2 separate regions of the Mus musculus genome follow, and region 1 is linked to region 2. The links are chromatin loops, found by intact Hi-C in ENCODE. Cell type or tissue: heart. All regions are shown on one strand. Links, peaks and the distances in the headings refer to the core of each region. The heading gives the core; the rest is flanking DNA.

The links. A loop is a pair of places that touch in the nucleus more often than their neighbours do. Peaks named below come from ENCODE experiments on the same cell type or tissue, not always from the same donor. Only the 100,000 strongest peaks of a DNase experiment are listed, where the experiment ranks them.
Region 1: it touches region 2 in a loop (3-fold over the local background); 2 of 42 quality-filtered maps call a loop at or near these places.

What each region holds. Positions count from the first base shown.
Region 1 is chr8:122,362,922-122,374,072 of GRCm38, forward strand. Gm39270 reads right to left here. Exons shown (of 2, transcript XM_030243895.1): 2 at 10,370-10,619. It also overlaps a transcript of Trhr2 not described here. Among named protein-coding and RNA genes, the nearest start is that of Trhr2, 5.7 kb to the left of the region's middle. In heart, for the core only: a CTCF peak has its summit at 6,944 (motif pointing left); a DNase peak (open chromatin) is centred at 6,860; H3K27ac peaks cover 444 bases.
Region 2 is chr8:123,220,761-123,231,911 of GRCm38, forward strand. Cdk10 (cyclin-dependent kinase 10) reads left to right here and starts at 4,081. Exons shown (of 13, transcript NM_194446.2): 1 at 4,081-4,208; 2 at 5,587-5,659; 3 at 6,186-6,257; 4 at 6,663-6,765; 5 at 6,900-6,981; 6 at 7,569-7,636; 7 at 8,088-8,140; 8 at 8,352-8,421; 9 at 9,508-9,567; 10 at 9,834-9,957; 11 at 10,032-10,171; 12 at 10,600-10,652; 13 at 10,874-11,151. The coding sequence starts at 4,122. The coding sequence ends at 10,971. It overlaps Spata33 (spermatogenesis associated 33), which reads left to right. Exons shown (of 3, transcript NM_177279.4): 3 at 1,058-1,285. The coding sequence ends at 1,269. In heart, for the core only: no CTCF peak of the experiment used is centred there; a DNase peak (open chromatin) is centred at 4,071; H3K4me3 peaks cover 1,988 bases; H3K27ac peaks cover 1,513 bases.

The DNA of each region.
Region 1 (11,151 bases), core at 5,548-8,047, 860 kb before region 2:
GAGGTGGAAGTAAGGAGGGAGGGAGGGAAAGAGAGAGGGAGAGAGGGAGAGAGACGGAGAGGGAGGGAGACAGAGAGGGAGGGGGGAGGAAGGGAGGGAGAGAGAGAGAGAGAGAGAGAGAGAAAGAGAGAGAGAGAGAGAGAGAGAGAGAGAGAGAGAGAGAGAGAGCCCAAGCTTCAATCATTCCGTGGAAGGCGGCTTTACCTTCTGCTGACTGCAGTATTACACATGTGCGCGTGTGCACCTCACACAGCCTCACCAACTTCTCCCAGCTCCTCGGCTCCCCTCTCACCCTCCCTCTGCAGAGCAGGGAGTCCCAGGGCCAATCTGTACCAACATCAGCAGCCTAGGTCTCTCCAGCAGGGGGGCGGGGAGGGGAAGCATGGACACTGTCCTCTTGGGCTTGGGTGGGTGAGTGCTCCGGTTCATCTGGCTGGCAGGGAGTCCTGCTACAGAGCAGAGCAACTCTCTACCTGACAGAAAGGAGGAGGACAATGAGCCCAGAGAGGAACCTGAGGAGTGGGGCCAAATCCCCAGTGGCCAGCTAAGAAGGCAGCTCCAAGCCGAGCCCCTATGGATGACCTAGCCCCAGGGTCCATGAGAGACCAGACTAGGAAGGGGCTAGACTGGGCAGAGGGACAAGGGGGACTCCATCCATGTGACTCTGAGGAAGCCATTATCCTGACTGGATGAAGACTTCAAGTTCAATCTTTTGGGGGGTGGAAGGGCGAGTGGGCACCCACACTGTAGTAAGTAACCCAGACATCTAACCCATGCTCTGCAGAGAGGACCAACAAACTCATTGGGCCTTCCCAGTAAACTTTGGTGGAATTGTGCCTCAGTTTGACCTTGGGACCCTTGGAGGCGATGTTTACCTCTCGTCCTGGGAAGGAATTTTGGCAGCACAAGTGCGTGCTTTGGAAGGGCGATGATGTCACCCATAATTTGGAGACATGACACAAATTGTTGCATGGGGAGGGGCCAGGTTGTTTACAGAGAAAATCTTGACCTGTTGGTTTATCTGTACAGGGTTTGTGGGAGAGCGACAAGGGAATGGAGATTACTGAGATATCCAAGTCAGGTGAATACGTGATGGGCACGTCTGTGGCATACCTGCCTGATGGGTGGGATTCGCATAGCAAGCAGAGATGCTTTGAGAACAGATATTACACGCCCTGGGGGGACGCATCAAGGATGGAGGTATCAGCAAACAGCTGATAGCACAGGCAGCCTGGAGGGAGACAGGGAGAAGAGGCTGGCCTTTCTATATCAGCCTGAGACTTAGCAGTAGGACCAGATGAGAGAGAGTACATGGAGATGTTGGCCTGTTGCTTTTTATGTCTGGGGGGGGGGGGTCAAAAGGGAATAGCACCTGTATTCGACCAGAACCTATGGGGAAGGAACTTAAAAGTGGCAAGATACTCCTCTGGTCCAGCCTGTAACATAACGGCAAAACCGATATCCTGACATGCAGACCAGGGCCTTAACAAAGTCAGTGTGGAAGACTAAGTGACCAGAACACTGGGTAACAGAGCTGGTGGGACTAGGGAACATTTAGAATGAGCAATGCAGGAATCCTTTGCCACCTGACTTGTGAGGCTTGGGACATGGGGTCAGATGGCATTAACCTGAAGAATGCTGCCGAAGCGGAGAAGAAGCTGGGCAAGGCGGCTGCCCATCCCTTCCTTGAGTCAAAGGCTTCACAGTACAGAGCAGCGCAGCAGAGTGAGGGGTCAGTCCCTGGTGGAATGGCGCAGAGGAGCTGCTAGGGATACCTGGCTATCTATCCATAGTCGAGGTCTCCCTGAATATCAGGGACTAGAAAACAGAACGGGAGGCCATAAGAGAATTGGGCAGGTGGGAAGTGGTGTTAGGAGCCCAGTTCACGAGCCCATCAAGACTTTATTTATGGGAGACCTAAGAGACGGATTCAGCAAGGACAGCGAGACCAGTATGAAGCGCTGCAGCTATGCTGAGCCTCATAATAGGTGGGGACCTAGTCTTAGAGTTTTACCGCTGTGAACAGACACCATGACCAAGGCAACTCATATAAGGACAACATTTAATTGGGGCTGGCTTACAGGTTCAGAGGTTCAGTCCATTATCATCAAGGTGGGAGCATGGCAGCATCCAGGCAGGCATGGTGCAGGAGGAGCTGAGAGTTCAACACTTTGTTCTGAAGGCAAACAGGAGATGGCATCATCAGGCAGCTAAGAGGAAGCTCTCAAAGCCCATCTGCTCATTGATACACTTCCTCCAACAAGGCCACGCCTACTCCAACAAGGCCACACCTCCAAATAGTTCCACTCCCTGGGCCAAGTATATTCAAACCGCCACAGACCTATATGAACCAGGAGAGGCTTTGGCCCACCTAAATGACTCAATATACACCCTGGTTTTCAAGGTGCTAAAGCAGGTAGGAGCAAGAAAGAGGAGAGAGCCAAGCAGAAGGGCCTCTCTTGTGTCTCCTGAACACAGGTATAGCTGGATTTGTGTCACACAGGAATCCCTAGGGATAAAATTCATGAGCAACCAAACTCTGGGTTGGTTGACTAACGTGTGGAGAGCTTTAAGGCAGGCCAGCTACAACTCACCAGAGGAGTAAAAGTGACCAGGGAAAAAAATGACCAGGAGATGCAGTAGGTTTGCTTGTCCCCCACACTGATAAAGAATGTCCCTTGGAGGGCTGGAGAGATGGCTCAGTGGTTAAGAGCACTGACTGCTCTTCCGAAGGTCCTGAGTTCAAATCCCAGCAACTACATGGTGGCTCACAACCATCTGTAATGGGATCTGATGCCCTCTTCTGCTGTGTCTGAAGACAGCTACAGTGTATTAGATATAATAATAAATAAATCTTTAGAACAGAGCAGGCAGGGCCAACTGAAGCAAGCAGAGGTCCTGAATTCAAATTCCCAGCAACCACATGATGGCTTACAACCATCAGTACAGCTACAGTGTACTCATATATACATAAAATAAATAAATAAATCTTTTTAAAAAATGTCCCTTGGATGGGAGTCTTCCCAGCCACTCCTCGAAGGGATGGGCAAGGTTGAACTCACCTGTGAGGGCCACACAGGATAACAGGAGATGCCATATTGATGACTTATTGATCACTCATCAATAAATATGCAGGTTACACGGGCCCCAGTGGATACTGGAGCAGGATGCAGATCGATTCTGTTACCCACAAACGCACCAGGGTCATTAGATAGTGGCTGATGGGTATAGAGGATAAAACCTGCAGCCATGCTGAGCCTCAAAATAGGTGGGGACCTAATCTTAGGGTTTTACTGCTGTGAACAGACACCATGACCAAGGCAACTCTTATAAGGACAACATTGCATTGGGGCTGGCTTAGGGTTCCGGAGGTTCAGGCCATTTATCATCATGGTGGGAACATGGCAGCATCTAGGCAGGCATGGTGCTGGAGGATTTGAGAGTTCTACATCTTGTTCTGAAGGGCTGAAGACTGGCTTCCAGGCAGCTAGGATGAGGATCTTAAAGCCCATACCCTCAATGACACACTTCCTCCAATAAGACCACACCTACTCCAACAAGGCCACACCTCCAAATAGTGCCATTCCCTGGGTCGAGCATATACAAACCATGACATTCCACTCCCTGACCCCCAAAGACTGTTCAAACATATGAGTCTACGGGGGCCACACCTAGACATAGCATAATACAAAATATATTTAATCCAACTTCAAAAGTCCCCATAGTCTATTAGCAGTCTCAACAATGTTAAAAGTCCAAAGTTCAGCTAGGCAGAACTTTTTTGGTGGTGCACACCTTTAATCCCAGCACTTGGGAGGCAGAGGCAGGTGGATTTCTGTGTTCAAGGCCAGCCTGGTCTACAGAGTGAGTTTCAGGGCATCCAAGGCTACACAGAGAAACCCTGTCTTGAAAAAAAAAAATCTCTTCTGAGATTCATCCAATCACTTAACTGTAATTCCCAAGACAAGACAAGAAACCAGCTGGGCAAACTCCAAACTCTGCATCTCCATGGCTGATGTCAAAGCAGTCTTGAGATCTCCCAACTCCTTTTTCACCTTCAAACTTCTTTCTTCTGGGCTGGTTCTACTCCGTTAGCAGCTTTCCTCAGGTATCCCACGGCTCTGGCATCTCGAACATCTTGGAGTCTCCAAAGCAACTTCAATGTTACAGCTTCTTGTTCCAATGTCTGGGATCCACACATGATATTCTGGGCTTCTCCAAAGGGCTGGCAGTTCTCCTCCAGCTCTGCCCTCTGTAGCACTCTAAGCTCAGGTTGATCCACTCCACTGCTGCTGCTGTTCTTGGTGGTCATCTCATGGCACTGGTAACTCCAATACGCTGGGGTCTTCCTCAGCAACTAGGCTTCACCAGTAGCCTCTCATAGGCTTTCTTCATGATGCCAAGCCTCAACTTCTTTGCGTGACCTTCTCAATCCTGGGCCATCAGCTGCAACTGAGGCTGCATCTTCACCAATGGCCTTCCCTGGCCTCTCACAGTGCCAAGCCTCAGCTGTTCTCCATAATGTCTTCATTTCTTTAAAACCAGTACCACCTTGGTGACTCTTATACATTACCAAGTCCAGCTGCTGCACAAGGTACAATCTTGGCTATCTCTGCAACACGGCTTCTTTGTGCTCTCAGAAAAACACTTCCTAGAAGATTTCACTTCAGTGATGCTAGTCTCTTCTTAATCACCACTAATGTCTTAGCTCTTGCTAACCAGCACCATTGTCCCAGTAGTCCCCTCCTCTTCTTGACTCTAAAGCCAGAGCCACATGGCTGAAGCTGCTGAGTTCTGCTGCTTGCTGGGGCTGGAACATGGCCCCACCTCCAAATCGTGTCACTCTCTGGGCCAAGCATGTACAAACCATCACAATGATAGTGAACTTAACCTCAAACTGTAAGCCAGCCCCAATCAAACGTTTTCCTTTATAAGAATTGCCACAGTCACAGTGTCTCTTCACAACAATAGAAACCCCCACTAAGGCTCCAAGCAGGAGTGGGTCCTGTGGCAACACAAATGAACAGGAACACTATGTAAATTGTTGTGTTGGGTGGAGACGATGCCCCAGTTGAGGTACCTGCTGGGCATTTTTGTTTACATCCACAGGCTACTACCATTGTGGTACACGACTATCCTCCTAACCATATAATGGTTACCATCTTTGTGCCCACTTGCAAAACCCACCCAAGCTAGGCTTGTTGACTGTTTATATATCCTCATAGGAGGAAGGGGTGGCAGGGCCAGGGACCCCTTACCAGCCACTCCATGCAGGGAGGAGCTAGGGTATGTTAGCACAAAGATTGAGTATGTTCCATCTGTGCAGCTACGAGAAAGCCGCCATCTGTGCCAGATGTGCGTGGCCATTTGAAGAGAGCTAGCACTAACGCACCAGCAAATAACCTGTCACCTGTGCTTTCTACGGAAGCCCAAGAGATCCACTGGTCCTGCAGAATAAAGTTCAGTGTAATCGTAACTCAGTTTGTTGTTGAGAGCCGAGGAGGAGGCTGTAGCGCTGTTTACATCTCCATCTGAGAAGAAATTTAACAATACACGTGCAGGGAACCTATCTGTGGGGTTCACATCCTTCCATAAGAGTACCCCAAGTGCACAGGAAATGGCACTGTGCCTGAAAGCCTGGCAAGCCACTCTGCTACAGAGGCCATGGAGTCAGGCTAAGCTGCATTCACGCGTCCTGGCCTTATCACGTGGAGAAGAACCGCCTGCTGAGTCCATCAGCCTACAGTAAAGTGAGAGGCAGGGATGTGGTCTGGGAATCCTGGTTACACACAGCAGAAAACCGGCAGCTGACTGCAGAGTCTTGAACAGATTCTCTACCCATGAGTCACCTCTACCTCTGTTAACACGATCACCACCCAAATATAAATTTCTAAGCAAGCCAACGTGCTTTGCGTCTTTACGCCGACTTTATTTCCCTGTGTGCATCTGCCTTATGTAGCTGTCACCCTCACAATTATGGTGAGCACACCCTCACAGTTCACCTTCTGCATCTGACCTGGAGCTGACCGTACCTCTCACGAGGGTTCAGCACAGCATACTCCCAAACGCACGGGGAAGGTGTTCACAGTTCTCAGCCAGACAATAGCCAGCTATAATGCTCATAGCTGTGGGACAGATACTAGCTCTGTCTTGGGCCCATGGAGGAGGTCGAGAGTGGGGCTTCTTAAACTTTCTGCTCATGATCTCTTTGAAAGCCCAAGAGAATTTTACATGACCTAGGTTCATAAGGATATAAAATATGCACATAAGCTTGTACTGATAATCTCAAGCTTATTTTTATAAAATTACTTGGAGCTGAGGCGATGTTGCTAAGTTTAGCAGAGTGTTTGCCTAGTGCACACTTGAGGGTTTGAGTTCTGTCTCCAGCACTCAAGGCATGGTGGCGCATACCTGCAGGAAGATCAGAAGTTTAAGGTCATCTGTGGCGACACGGCAAGTTCAAGGGCAGCCTGTGTTGTGTTACATGTAACCCTGCATACATACACTTCTGAATAGAGGAAGGAGCTGACCCCACGTAGGCCCTTTGCCACAGTCACTGGCTCACCCAAACCAGGAGCTGAGGCTCTTCGATGCAGAAGGAAGAGGAAAAGAAAAAAAAGCCAGCAGAAGCCAGGGGTCTCGGGATCCTCTATCCAGCCTCCCTGGGTTAAGAACCTTGGCTGAGAGATGTTGAATAAGGTAGATGGGATCCCAGCTGGGCAGAGGACAGCCTAAAGTTGACAGGACTGGTAAAACCCTCCACGCCAGAGAGTGGGCCCCCTGCTGATCCAGCCGGACTCTTTCTCCTTGCCTCAGAAGTAGAGGTCCCTCGCATTCAGAGTGAGTCTGCTTTAAGCTGAGTTCACAGCTGGCCAGCCAGAACAGGGTCAGTTGCAAAGCAGAGCTCTACTCTGGCACGCCCTCTGGTGACCACATGAAGAATCAGTAAGGCGGTCCATTCTAAAATTCAGACAAAATCATTTGTCAGCTACTCTTGACATTACGGAGAGTGAAGGCTGAGCAAACATGTATGGCTATGTCCACGCATGCCTTGAGAATGTAGAGACTGTAGGCCTGGGAGCCTTGCAGGGAGGGCAGTGGAAAATGAGACCTGCACTTCCCAACGTTTCCTGTTTCCTCCGCTGGGGTATTCAGGTGGACAACAGGCAGACCTCGAAACCCAGGGCTTCTAGAGGTGTTCGGGTCAGAGCCTGGGCCTTGCAGCCACATTAAATAAACCTTTCTCTGCACTTCACTACCACTTGTCTGATGAACTGGCATGCTGAATCTGGGTGACTGAGCCTTGGTCGTTAGGGCTACAAGGCTCCGGCTTCTGACTCTGTGCCGCATGTCCCAAGAGGAGCGACACACACACACACACACACACACACACACACACACACACACGGCAACAGGTTGGGCAGTTTCAGCCAGGTGGAACTGTTTGGTGTACACTTTGTAAAAGTCAAATTGTACATTTTAGGGACTGGAGAGATGGCTCAGTGGGTAAGAGCACTGACTGTTCTTTCGCAGGTTCCGAGTTCAAAGAGTTCAAATCCCAGCAACCACATGGTAGCTCACAACCATCTATAATGAGATCGGGTGCCCTCTTCTGGTGTGTCTGAAGACAGCTACATATAATACACATAACAATAAATAAAGCTTTAAAAAGTTGTATGCTTTATATGACTTTTTATTGCTTGTACGTTGTCTCATTATAGTCCCCAGTTTAGAAAGCCAGCCCCTCCCCCGCACCTCTCCCTCTGCGTACCCCCCACCCCCAATCTCCCTCCTTCGTGCTCTCAAGAGGCAGCTATTTTCCATTCTTTCGTCTTTGCAGGCATTTCCCTAGCATTTATCCTGATGATATCTTTCCTATGCTGTTTCCAAGCCTTTCCCTCCTGTCTGCCCTGGAACTCCTCATCTTCCTGCTGCCTCCCAAGGTCTCGGTTTATAGGCGGGCACCACCACTGCAGTTCATACTGACAGCCCCCAGACACTTGCCTCTCTACACATCATTCACACCCCCGCTGGCAGTCTGTGTGACTCACTTGCTCCACACCTTTCTTGGTTTTGTTTTCTGGTTTTTGTTTGTTTGTTTTGTTTTTTGAGACAGGGTTTCTCTGTGCAGTTACTTGCTCTGTGGACTAGACCTGGTCTCGAACTCACAGAGAGGTAGGTACCTGCCTGCCTCTGCCTCCTGAGTGCTGGGATTAAAGTCGTGCAACACACACACACACACACACAGACTCATGGTTGGTTGGTTTTGCTTTTGTCAACTTGACACCAGCTTGACTTACCTGAGAAGAGGGACTTCGGTAACTCATCATTTGTTACTTGTCGGGTTCTTCTTTCTTCCACCCTTCTCCACCATTTTCCCACCCTTCCAACCCCCTCACACTATATAGAGAAGAAAGGGTTAGAAGGGGGGTGTCGTTAGCCTTAGATTACTTCCTGTTGATTAAGGACAAGTTCCTTGGGGGCAAGTTTGATCTTTGCTGTCAGGATATCTAATTTCTTCTTTCTTCTCTGCTGTGACTACTCAGCAAGCCTAGCATTTATAGACCCTCTGAAAAGTCCCCAGAATTCCAAACATCACACAATCACAGAAACTTGTAGTAAAAACCAATTTAAGCCCACCCTCCACTAGCTTAACCAATAAACGAGTCTTGGACTATGGTTCTTTTATTTGACTTTGACAGTTTGTGGGGGGTGACCCCTAATCTACTCTTCTAACTGCAGATCTGGCCACCTCCCCAGTGGTGTACCCCGCATACTTATTGTTTCTCCTGGCCATGTGCTCATGGGTTCATCCCCTTTCTCCTTCCTCCTTCTCCCCCTCTCCTCCCCCAACCAGGTCACCCCAAACCTACTTACCTCCAATCCCTCAGTAATTGGTCGTAGCCTATTTTATGTAACCAATAATTTTAAGTCTAGGAACAAGGTTTGCACAACCAAAGCTTGTAACCTTGACAAGTCACTCCTAGGCCTAGACTGTCAGGTACAGAATTTGCATACTGACCAAACCTCGACAGAAACTGTCTGCAGCTGGCAAAAGCCACGCCCCTGCTAGATTACCAGCCCGATCTTTGGCAGCCGCTGTGGACAGCCTGAAGCAGCCCGAGATCCCACACCTGGGATTAAATGGAAACTTATTCTTATATTTCTGTATCTTCTAAATATTTTATTTATTATTTTATGTAAGTCCACTGTAGCTATCTTTAGACACACCAGAAGAGGGCATCATATCTTACTACAGATGGTTGTGAGCCACCATGTGGTTGCTGGGATTTGAACTCAGAACTTCGGAAGAGCAGTCAGTGCTCTTACCCGCTGAGCCATCTCACCAGCCCTTCTGTATTTTTTTTTTTAAAAGAAAACAAAATTCCACAATTGTCACTACAAACTTCAACTGAGAAAATGCCTCCACTGGCTTGTCTGTAGACAAGGCCATGTGGTGTTTTCAATTAATGACTTGGATGGCAGGGCTCATATCAATGTGGCCGGTGCCACCCCTGAGCAGAGGTAGTCTTCAAGACTGCAAGGAGGCAGCCAATAACCAGCATTCCTCCCAGTGTGTTTCAGCCCTGACTTCCCTCCATGCAGGACTATAAACTGTGCTGTTGTTGTTGCTGTGTTTCTTTTGCTTTTCACGACAGGGTTTCTCTGTGTAGCCCTGGCCGTCCTGACTCACTCTGTAGACCAGACTGGTCTCAAACTCAGATCTGCTTGCCTCTGCCTCCTCGGTGCTAGCTACACCATCACCCATCCTGCCAGGCAACTAGACTATATATAAACTGTAAGCTGAAATCGACCCTTTCCTCCCCAGGTTGCTTTTGTGATGCTATTTTTGACACAGCAAAAACAATGATCCTCTGTGTTTCTTCTGCCATTTGACGTTTTCAATATAATTTATAGAGTTTCACCCCTGCTTCCAAATAGTATCTTTATATATTCCAGATTTATGTAATTTTTAACAATTGCAACATTGTTAGTGTGTAGTATTAGTTACAATATTGAAATATCTTCTGATAAATATTTGGGCCATTTCCACAACTTTTCCCTGTATTTTTAAAAAAGATTTATTTATTTATTTTATGTATGTGAGTATACTGTAGCTGTACAGATGGTTGTGAACCTTCATGTGGTTGTTGGGAATTGAGTTTTTAGGACCTCTGCTCACTACGGACAATTCTGCTCCCTCAGTCCCTGCTCGCTCCGGCCCAAAGATTTATTTATTATTATAGATAAGTACACTGTAGCTGACTTCAGACACACCAGAAGAGGGCGTCAGATCTCATTACAAGTGGTTGTGAGCCACCATGTGGTTGCTGGGATTTGACTCAGGACCTTCGGAAGAGCAGTCGGGTGCTCTTACCTGCTGAGCCATCTCGCCAGCCATATATATATATTTTTTGGTGTCTCCTCTTGTCCATGTCTCCTGGATCCCAAGGTCACCCACCAATCTCACATACTTGGAATATCAGAATCACCTGGGTCTGTTGAATGGAGACTGCAGGGATTTCTGGTGTAGAACACTCTGCCGGGGGCATGCCTTGATTGGCAGGGCTGAGTAGTACACACAGGTGGCACCTCTCCCCAGTACATCTGGAGGGTGGCTGAAAAGAATTCCATCCATGGTAAGACCCAGGCGTGAATAAATGTGAATCAGACAGAGGGGTTTCAGGTAGTTTGAGAGGCCCATGCGAAGAGCTGGTGTCTTTAGTTAGGGTTTTTTATTGCTGCAATGAAGCACCATGACCAAAGCTAGTTGGGTGAGGAAAGGGTTTATTTGGTTTACACTCCCACAGCACTGTTCTTCATCGTCATCGTCATTATCAGCACCATCGAAGGAAGTCGGGACAGGAACTCAAGCAGGGCAGAGGCTATGGAGGGGTGCTGCTCACTGGCTTGCTCCCTATGGCTCAGTCAGCCTGCTTTCTCAGAGGACCCAGAAACTCCAGCCCAGGGATAACACCATGCACTAATGACTGGGCTTTCCCCTCATCAATCACTAATTTACAAAATGCCCTATGGCTGGATCTTATGGGGGCAGCATTTTCTCAGTTGAGGTTCCTTCCTTTCAGGTGACTCTAGCTCATGTCAAGTTGACGAAAGAAAGAAAGAAAGAAAGAAAGAAAGAAAGAAAGA
Region 2 (11,151 bases), core at 2,825-5,324:
CCACAACTTTTTAAAAATCAAAATAAGGAACTAAGGGCTGGAAAGGATGGCTCAGTGGCTAAGAGCACTCAGCAGTTAAGAGTGCTCGCTGGCTGCTCTACGAGATAGATGAACTGGATTTGAATCTCAGCACCCACATGGTGGCTCACAAATACCGAGCTCCTGTGGGTCAGATGCCCTCTTCTGACCTCCACAGGTACCAGGCAACACATATGGGACACAGACATACAAGCAAAACATGCATGTACATGAAACTAAAAAAAAAAAAATTTTTTTAAAAGAAATTGAAATGTAAAAGAGCCAAGCATGGCACCTCTTACCCATAATCCCAGCACTGGAGAGGCTAAGGCATGAAAATTCTGGGCTCCAGGCCAGCCTCGGCAACAGAGTGAGGTCATCTCAAGGAAGAAAAATACCACAAAACAAACCACAAATGCATTAAACTAAAATGTATAAAATATTTTATAAGTTAACAAAATATTTTCTTAGCTTATACTCTTGTACTCTTGTTTTCTGAAACAGTATCAGAGTCTGGTATATCCCAGGCTAGCTTCAAATTTATTTAATTTTTTAAAGATTTATTTATTTTATGTGAGTATATTGTTGCTATCTTCAGATACACCAGAGAAGGGCATTAGATCCCACTATACAGGTTGTTGTGAACCACGGTGTGGTTGTCAGGAATTGAACTCAGGACCTTTGGAAGAGCAGTCAGTAACCACTGAGCCATCTCTCCAACCCCTAGCCTCAAATTTTTCTTTCTTTCTTTTTTTTTTTTTTTTTTTTGGTTTTTCAAGACAGGGTTTCTCTGTATAGCCCTGGCTGTCCTGGAACTCACTTTGTAGACCAGGCTGGCCTCGAACTCAGAAATCCGCCTGCCTCTGCCTCCCAAGTGCTAGGATTAAAGGCGTGCGCCACCACCGCCGGGCTCTGTTTTGTTTTTCTTGCTGGTGCTGAATCTGTTCCCTTTGCCGCGAGCTAAGAGCGGCTTTGTCTTGATTGTGGAAGATGGACGTTTCCACACACACTAAATGGATGGATGTTTTCTTCCCTCTAGACAAACCTGAGACAAAGCAAAGGTCAAGCAAGAAGAGAAGTGTCATCCCGCAGATCATCATCACCCGGGCCTCCAACGAGACGCTAATCAGCTACGGCATCCCCGACAACGATGAACAGAGAACCATTCGGGAGCATGCCGACTGGGGTCCTTACCACCGACACAGGAGCCCCAGCACAATAGCAGCCTATGATGTACACAACACAGAATAAATGAGAGCTCTCGGTAGCTGGGATCCTTTCCTGTGACAGAAGGGCCACCCCTCCCTGACCTGCAGCCGAATACCCATCTGTCTATGTCTTCAGGCTTTGACGTTCTGTCTCAGTGACAGTTTTCCCAAAGTCAGTTTCAGTTCAATGGGGAGAGGGGGGCTGGCTGACTCAGAGTAAATCCGGAGGTCCTGAAGGTCTGACTGGATTGGCAACAGCCAGCTATGCAGTGCTAGACAGCAGGTGGCCACTCACACTGTGACTCAGGTGGGCATTTAAAATCCTCTCTGCTCATCTGCATCTGAAGGTGGAAGAAATCGGAGGTCAGTAAACGCTCTGCCCCCAGTCTGGGAAAAGGCCAGTGTGAGACCTCACTGTTAAGTTCAAGAGCAGAGCAGACCCCGGCTGCTGGGATCCTAGCATGTTATGAGACTTGTTACTGATGCAAAAGAATGAAATGTGTCCTGGAGGTGAGGAGGGCATGGGGCACTTGGGACTCTGGCAGTAGCCTGTGAATGCTGTCTTGTTCTTTTGGACCTGTGGATGAAGGGTCTTTATAGCAAAGGACCACTAGGAATGCCAGACATGTTGGCCATGAGACAAAACTGCCATATTGGTTGGCCTCTGGGGGCTAAGCAGAGACAGTGGTATGGCCATCAGGATCACAAACATAACCTTCGCCTGTACTAGGGCTGGGGGGATCTGCTGCCTGTAACACATGCCAACAGATCCTAACAGATACATCATACCAGCTAGTATATAAAATACATACTACCCTATCTAGTATACACTTGCAGGCCTGACTGTATGCATGCATGTATACATACATGCACACACACATATTCATACACATGACTTAAATTAATTTTGTTGTGTTTTATAATGTGGTATAATGCAACAGGAAGGAGCCCCTCCCATGATAAGGAGTCCCATTGAACCATCACGCAATGCCACAGGCCTACTAAGTGGAGCAGGGAAGGGGCAGAGGCAAAGTGGGGAAGGGTAAAGAGAGAAAGAGAGGAAGAGAGAGAAGGGAAGAAGCCAGCCAGGAACATGTGGGGATAGAGAAAGAGAGAATGAAGAAGGAGGGAGAGAGCATAGGAGGTAAGAGAAAGCTGGGGTGTTAGCAATCCTCAAACAGGCCTGGCTCTCACATGATGGCAGATGATGACATAAGCTGTTGCTAGGTTGCTGTTGCTGTTGCTGGAGCCTAATGGAACTGTCTGCAAGCCACTAACTTTAAAATTGCTTTGTAGTCAGGCAGTGGTGAGACACGCCTTTAATCCGAGCACTCGGGAGGCAGAGGCAGGCAGATTTCTGAGTTCAAGACCAGCCTGGTCTACAAAGTGAGTTCCAGGACAGCCAGGGCTACACAGAGAAACCCTGTCTCAAAAAAACAAAAACAAAAACAAAAGCAAAAGCAAAAAAAAAAAAAAAACTTTGTGTATGTAGTGCTAAGGAGTGAGCCTAGGACTTGACCCAATGCTAGGCAGGCGCTCCACCACTGAGCTACAATCCCAGCTGGAGTTCTGAAACAGGGATAGGGTCTCACATCCAATCCAGTCTGGATTAGAACTCAGTATATAGCCCAGGCCAGCCTTGAACATGCAGCCTCAACCTCTTGACTGCTGCAATTACAGGTGACAGTGTGCCCAGAGGAAAGCTGAATTCCAAAGTTAAAAAGAAATGTAAGATAGCAAACAATCCATTAGAAATCTTACAGTATTATTATTTATGACTTTTTTTTCTTTTTGGTTTTTTTCGAGACAGGGTTTCTCTGTATAGCCCTAGCTGTCCTGGAACTCACTTTGTAGACCAGGCTGGCCTCCAACTCAGAAATCTGCCTGCCTCTGCCTCTCAAGTGCTGAGATTAAAGGCGTGCGCCACCACGCCCGGCATGATTTATTGACACACTACTGAAAGCCTTTTAAGATAGGCTATGCACCCCATTCTAGCTTTGAACTCAGAATCTTCTGGCCTCAGTCTCCAGAGTGCTATGATTACAGGCATATGGCACTGTGTCCAAACACCAACTAATCTGCTTGCATTAACCTAAGTATAGTGCCCACATGGACCTGCACTCTGGCCATTTAGAAGCAGGAACATTCATCTTCCTAATCTATATAAACCCTCCACAGATGATCAGAGCCAATTGGTGTTCTGAGTTCATTACTCAGTACAAGAGCTAAGTGCAAGTCTTGCAGCACTAGCTCACCGATTAAGGGTGCAGAGCTCCAGACAGAAGGGACCAGGTTCAAATCCCAGCAGCCGGGCACTCTTATTGCCTGGCAAAACAAACAAACAAACAAAAAAAGCTGAGTGAGTGCAACCTCCAAGAACCACTTGGACTAGAGTTGCTCTCCAGTGGTCAGTACATTAATTATCTTCATTTTCTCGTGTACGCTGCCCGGGCTGTACAAGGTTTCCTTCCGTCTTGTCCTGGGCTAGTGATGGGGACGAGGTTGGCCTCGGGAATGACTGGGTTCCCACACATCCAGCTTTCGGAGAATGTACCCAACCACTATCAGAAAGCATAGCTCTCAGCAGTGGTGGTCTGGAAGGGCAGAAAGCACGGCTGATCGCTGGAATTGGTCTCACTTAAATGGCAAACAGGGAAGAGACGCATTTTCCTCCAGTTGATCAAAACCAATCTGAGTCTTCTGCAGGCTGGCCTACAGATGGTACTTTGAGCAGCTTTGTAGAAGTGTGTCTGCATCTAACGCTAAAAGACAACAGAGCCTCTGCGCTCCGAGCGGATTCCGTCCCCAAGTCCAGAACAAACCGGAAGTACGTCATGCGCCTGCGCCGAGGGGCGTTACGCCTGCGCGCTGGAAGAGGGCGGCAGCGGCTTGGGCATGGCAGAGGTGGACCTGGAGTCGGATCAGATCCGATTGAAGTGTATCCGTAAGGAAGGTTTCTTCACCGTGCCTCCAGAACACAGGGTGCGACGGGGTGCCACTCGTGCGGCGCTGAGTGGCAGGGCCAGACTGAAGCGCACCGGGGCGTTCCGTGTCGCGTTCAAGTTTGAGGTTCCAGCGTCGGAGGGGGAACGGCAGTCCCCGAGTTTGCCGCGGCGTGGGCAGAAATCGGCAGCCCAGAGGCTGGGGCGGGGTGGGACCGAGGACGAGCGACCAAGGGCGAGAAGAGTGGGAGGTTCCCGGTGGCACCTGCAGCCGCGGGGGTCTCACCTGGCGTTACCCACAGTCTTGTCTCTTTTGTGTGATGTGAAGGTGAACCTTAAGGGGCTCCGATTTCTGCTCCAGTAGACGTTTGGTGGGAAGAGGTTTTGCCGCAGCCCACGTATTTTTAACTTCTTGTTTATGCTTTGCGAGGCCAAGGCACATTAACTAAGAGCCTCAGAGCACAAGGCACGAGACAACACTTAACAACTAGTTAACTCAGAGCACTGCACTGGAAGCCGAGGTTGCGAAAGCCGTTCTTAAAGGGGGAGAAAATGCACGTGTGCAGTGGTCCCTTAAGTCAAAAATGTCAGAGTCCTGCGTGGTGGTCCACACTGGTAATCCCAGTCAGGGAGTTGAGGCAGGATGGTCACTCCACTTTGGAGGGGAGCCTGGGCTACAGAGTGAGACCTGGACTCAGAAATAAGCCGAGATATAAAATAGTGGAGACTTTGGAGAAAAGGAGTATTCTGTAAGAAGTTTGTAGAAGAGTTGACATTTGTTTTGGACCAGGAAGTGTTGCCAAAATTTGGGCAGATCTGACAAGGAATGGTATACCACACTCAGGTGGCAGCACAAAATCCTGGTGAATGGAATTTCGAAGTGAACAGGGATCCTCGAGGAGAGGGAGGGAGGGAGGGAGCTCAGAGTGGATCGTGGGGGCCATCAGGTATCAGAGTAACAGAACCCAGGGCAGGGCAGTTAAGAGTCGGGAAGCCAGCAGGGGGCTGGTGGAATAGAATCCTAAGCTTGCTCTGGTCCTTCTGTACCCAAGGAATGCTTAGCTAATGCACTTAGAAAGGCACCTCACACATGAAAAGTTGGCACTCCCTGTTGAAGGCCGGATTCTCCTGCACAGAGGTGTTTGTGCCCATGGCTTGTGGCCATTTGGTACTAGACAGCAGACATTTGGAACACTGGGTTGGAGGGGATACTTAGGCCATCTTCAGTATGCTTCAGTATTTCAAAGTGATTCCAGTGGTATCTGTCCCCTTCACTCATCAGAAAATTCCAAATACATGGTTGCTTTTCTGTTTGGTAAGCAAGATGCAAGCACGTTTCTCAGTGCCAGGTATGGGTGAGACTTGTCACTTGTGTGGTTAGCTTCCAGATCCCCACACTGGCTGCCTCTCTCTTTCAGCTGGGAAGATGCCGAAGCGTTAAGGAGTTTGAGAAGCTGAACCGGATTGGCGAGGGCACCTATGGCATCGTGTGTGAGTGGTCATGAAAGAGCTCTGTGGGGACTGGAAGGCTCACACTCTATACTGGTGTGATGCTTAAACATAAGCCTCGGATTGCAAATGTCAGCAATCCATGTGTGTAGCTATGGAATGGAGATACCTGATCAGTAAAATGCACTACTTTCCAAAGCTCCCTGCAGCTCCAGAGCTGTGAGGCTTTTGATAAGTATTTGTAAGCCGTTATCATATAAAGTAAGTCTTTCCCCCTAGGTAGATCACCTTCCGTGGTGCTGTAATATTGCATAAGTGAACTCAGAGCAGTAGGCTGTGTGAGAGATTGCTTGGAGAGCTCCTCTCCACTTGAGTTGCTGATGGCCAGGTTTCCACTAACTCCCAACCCAGCTCAAATGAGAATTCCCAAGCTCACATCTTGGGAACGGAAGAAGGACCAAGTGTTGCTGGACATTATGTTGTCAGAGAAAAAGAAGAATTTCAGCAAACTCTTAAGAGAGTTTGATGGTTTGAGGTAGGCTCCATTGCATGTGTGCTCCTGTTTCAGATCGGGCCAGGGATACCCAGACAGATGAAATTGTCGCCCTGAAGAAGGTGCGGATGGACAAAGAGAAGGATGGTAAGCTGGGGGCAGGATGCAGGAGTACCCTGCCTGCTCGGGCATCCAAGCAGGGAGGCGCACAAGCACAGGTCATCTGAGGTTCCTCAGGACTGACGCTACGGAGGGCGTGTGCATTGCAGTTAGGGAGCTGGCCCAGCCTGTCACCACAGTCTGTCACCGCAGCCGGAACCTGAGCTCCCTGAGTCCTTCCAGACCTTCCTCACCTTGGCCAGCTGTAAAATTGTATATTCTCTCCAAACCCTTTTGCCCCTGTCCTCTAGGGAGGTCATTGTCACCCTCCAAATCTACATCTGTAATGAATTCAAGAGTAAGAACGGTGTTGGTGTCACCGTAATTGTCCCTGACGGGAGGACAGGATGTGTGGTGTCCCGGGTGGCACTCACTGAGCACCTTGGGTTACAGGCATCCCCATCAGCAGCCTGCGTGAGATCACACTGCTCTTGCGTCTCCGCCATCCAAACATTGTGGAGCTGAAGGAGGTGGTTGTGGGCAACCACCTGGAGAGGTGTGTGGTTTCCTGAGCCTGTCCCACACAATAGGGTCCGTCATCTCCCAGGGTTAGCATTCCTTCAGCGGGCAGACTCTTTACCTACTAGGAAGAAAATAGAAGATACCACACATTTTCTCTTTTCCCTCTAGCATCTTCCTGGTCATGGGTTACTGCGAACAAGATCTGGCCAGCCTATTGGAAAATATGCCAACACCCTTCTCGGAGGCCCAGGTGTGAGAGGGAGGCGCTGCACAGGTGCTCTCTGGTTGGTGGCTGGCTGTGTTGACTGTGACGGCCGGAAATGAGTGCCTCTTGCACGGCATCTGTGGCACAGGCCGGTCAGCCCCAGGTCTTCTCAGTCCATATGGCAGGCCCCTGGAAAGGAAAGGGGGATTGGAGAAATGGCTCAGAGGGGAAAGTGCACGTGTGCGTGCAAGTGTGGGGCGTGAGTTCGGATCCTAACACCCATATAAATGTTAGGAGGCTCTGGCAGCCTGCCTGTAATCGCAGGAGTAGTTCTAGGCCGGTTGGCTAGGTAGAGCAGATGAATTGGGTCAGCCCTGGGTTCAAATGAAAGATGCTGCCGCCATTTATAACACAGAAAGCAGTTGATGAAGACACTGATGTCAACCTCTTTATCTTTAGACGAATGCATGCAAACATGTACACCACATATATTTTCATATATATACAATAAGTCTGCTGCAGTACTGTCTTAGCTGTGCAGGACAGAGCGACAGCCACACTTTGGAGGCTGCCGGTGACCTGCAGGCAATATAACAAAGCTCTCCAACCTGTGCCTCTGGACCTCCTCTTAGGTTAAATGCATCATGCTACAGGTGCTTCGTGGCCTTCAGTACCTGCACAGGAACTTCATCATCCACAGGTGGGCAGGGGCATCCAGAAGGAAGGTGTGTTGGAGTGTCTGAGGGGTGGGAGGGAGCAGGAACAGCTGTGGTGTCCCCCAGTGTCTCATTCCAAATATATTCAAGAGAGGGCAAACCTCCAGTAGAAGTCTCTGACTGCTCTCAGGCAAGGCTCTTGCAGGCAACAAGTCTAATCAGCCCTCACCTCTCTGGGAAGTAGAAGGTGGGTGGATGGGAAGGCAGCAGCCAGAAGCTTCAGTAGAGAGCGCCCACCCAGAGTCTTATGCCAGGAGCTGCTGTCTCTAGAGATGCCTGTGAGGGCTGGGGCTGCTGTAGCAAGACATGGGTGAAGGAGACCTGGCCTCTATGCACCTTCTTGATTTTAGAAAACCCCAGTTAAATGCTTGTGGTGACAGCCTGGTTGCCCTTTGGGAACTTTCTCAGAAAACCATTGCTTTCTTTCTGACCCAGGGACCTGAAGGTGTCCAACTTGCTCATGACAGACAAGGGCTGTGTAAAGACAGGTGCGTGCTGGGTGCTGACCCTGCATATGTGCAGGTGGGTTTCTTTGAGCATGCCTTTTGGGGTGTGGATGTCCGTGTGCCTCTGGAAACCAGAGATGACTTGTCTGTTTCCTAGCCCCAGGCCGCCTTAGTCCAGTTCTCTTTCCAGACAGCAGCTTGTTTGTCCTCACTGAGTGACGGATCATCTTTTCTCCTCTCCCCCCTGTTGCAGCTGATTTTGGCCTGGCTCGGGCCTATGGTGTTCCAGTAAAGCCAATGACTCCCAAGGTTGTTACCCTCTGGTGAGTTCCGTAGAGTCACGGTGGCCTGCAGGGATTTGTGTGTCTTCTGTGCTTCAGAAGGGCCTTAAGGATCTGATAGAAGCTTTAAGGGGATGTACATGCTGCGGATGCCAGGGTCTAGGCCACCTGCTCAGAACAGAGCTAGGCTCAGTGGCCTCAAAACTGCTCTGCTCAGATGAAATGCCATCCTATGCTGGACAGCAGTTGTGCCTTTAATCCCAGCTCCCAGGAGGCAGAGGTAGGCAGATAGCTCTGAGTTGAGGCCAGGATGGCCAGGGCAGCATGAGAAACCCTGTCTTGAAAAAACAAAAACACCCAAAGAAAGAAATGGCCATTGCACACTGAAATAGCCATAAACAGCCTGGCTCTGTCTCAGGAAGCGAAGGTAGCTTTCTGCAAGGTTTTTTAGGGGGTAAGGGGAGATAAGGTTGGAGAGAGGGGTGGTATAGGGGTTTTGAGACAGAAGTTCTCTGTGTAGCCTGCTCTGAACTCATTCTGTAGACCAGGATGGCCTTGAACTCATAGAGATCTGCTTGCCTCTGCCTCCCAAGCTGAGATTAAAGGTGTACGCCACCACCGCCTGGCCACCTTGGTTGTTGTTGTTTTTTTTTTTTTTTAAAGATTTATTTATTTGCTTTATGTAAGTACACTGTCCCTGTCTTCAGACACACCAGAAGAGGGCATCAGATCCCATTACAGATGGTTGTGAGCCACCATGTGGTTGCTGGGAATAGAACTTATTACCTCTGGAAGAGCAGTCAGTGCTCTTAACAGCTGAGCCATCTCTCCAGTCCCCATCTTGGTTGTTTTTAAGGCAGAATGAGGCTGTGGTAAGGGCAGGACCTTGATGTCCCTCACATCCTCAAGGACCCTTCCATGGTCTCAGCTGCGTGCTCTCTGATCGCCATCTGAAAGCAAGCTGATGACCGCGGATCTGTGCTTGGATCCGTTGGTTCTTAAGAGATAGACACGGTGGCTCTCTCGGGCTTAGGGCAGAGGGTAGTCCAAGGGCCACTGGGGACCCTGAGCGAGCTCAGGCTGAAGGGGCAGAGCTGACCAGAGGTAAAATGGGGCCTTTGTCTGCAGGTACCGAGCCCCAGAGCTGCTGCTTGGAACTACCACCCAGACTACCAGCATTGACATGTGGTAGGCGTGGTTTCTGCTCCCAGGGCCTCAAGTCTTCTGGCCCTGGAGGTCAGCCCTGGTCAGGGGGAGCAGGATTGGTGTGGTAGAGAGCCTGACTGCAGCATCCAAGGAGGGGGAGCACGAGAACATGGCTGGGGTGCTCACTGGCTCCGGCCTCAGGTTCTCACTTGGCACTGCAGACCTTGTGGGAGAGCCTTATGGCCATTTGCCTGCTTCTTCACGTGTGTGTTGATTCGTTGCTAAGTGGAGGTCGGCTGCTTCTACAGGGCTGTCGGCTGCATCCTGGCAGAGCTGCTGGCCCATAAGCCCCTCCTCCCTGGCACTTCCGAGATCCACCAGATCGACTTGATTGTACAGCTGTTGGGGACACCGAGTGAGAATATCTGGCCGGTGGGTGTTACCGACAACCCTCAGTCCCTGTCCATGCCTGGTGGCCCTGTCGCTCTAGCCCCTGCCTCTTACAGGGTTTCTCCAAGCTGCCGCTGGCCGGCCAGTACAGCTTGAGGAAACAGCCCTATAACAACCTCAAGCACAAGTTCCCGTGGCTCTCAGAGGCCGGACTCCGTCTGCTCAACTTCCTCTTCATGTATGACCCTAAGAAAAGGTACAGACCTTGCCTTTAGGCAGCCCTGCCCCTCAGGAGGACAGGGCCCTGGCTTCTGCAGAGATGGAAGGACACCTTAAACCCAAATCCATGATGCACTTTTTCTGGTCTCGGGAACGGAAGCTAAGGCCAACTTCCCTGCACACACTAAGTGAGCAATGTAGCACTGAGCCATCTCAATTCAACAAACCTTTTAAAGATGGTTTCTCACAACACAGACCATAGATACCCACTTCCCAGACATACCCAGACACCCATAGGTGCCAGATGTCTAGTTTGAGTGGCCTTAGGTCTTAGAGCCATTCTGAGCTGCCTGTCATTGTCTAGGTCTCAGTCCCCATTTGTTGGAGATTAGGTTGGGCTGTTGAGATTGGCTAAGTTTGAGTGAAATAGGCCTCTCTAAGGCCAAGGTCACTATCATTCCCCAGGGCAACCTCGGGAGACTGCCTGGAGAGCTCCTACTTCAAGGAGAAGCCCCTGCGTAAGTTCTTGGGATCCCCTTAGGTTCTCTTAGGGGCTTAGCGAGAAGCCCTGCTTGTCCATATTGGATTCCCAGGGACCACAGGCCCCACAGGGGAGAAGAAAGGGAGAGACGGGTCAGGGCCAGCTTAAGTGAGGAGTCCTGTCTAGACCTGGAGCACGCCCCACCAGGAGCCCCTTCTCCAGCTCCAGGCCAGCCCTGAAGCTGCCCTTCTCCTGCAGCCTGTGAACCGGAGCTCATGCCTACCTTCCCCCACCACCGCAATAAGCGTGCTGCCCCAGCTGCCGCTGAAGGGCAGAGCAAACGATGCCGGCCCTGAGCCTGGATCCAGCCCACCCCTCCACATCCTCACGGATCATCAGCCGACGACTGGGAGGCCCCAGCAGGCCTTTGGCTCCTCCAGTTGGCTGACTCCTCCCTGATATTTCCCTCTGTCCAGATGCAGAGGGGATTTGTGGACAGGGATGTGGCTGAGTGGGGTACCCAGGATAGACTGGGC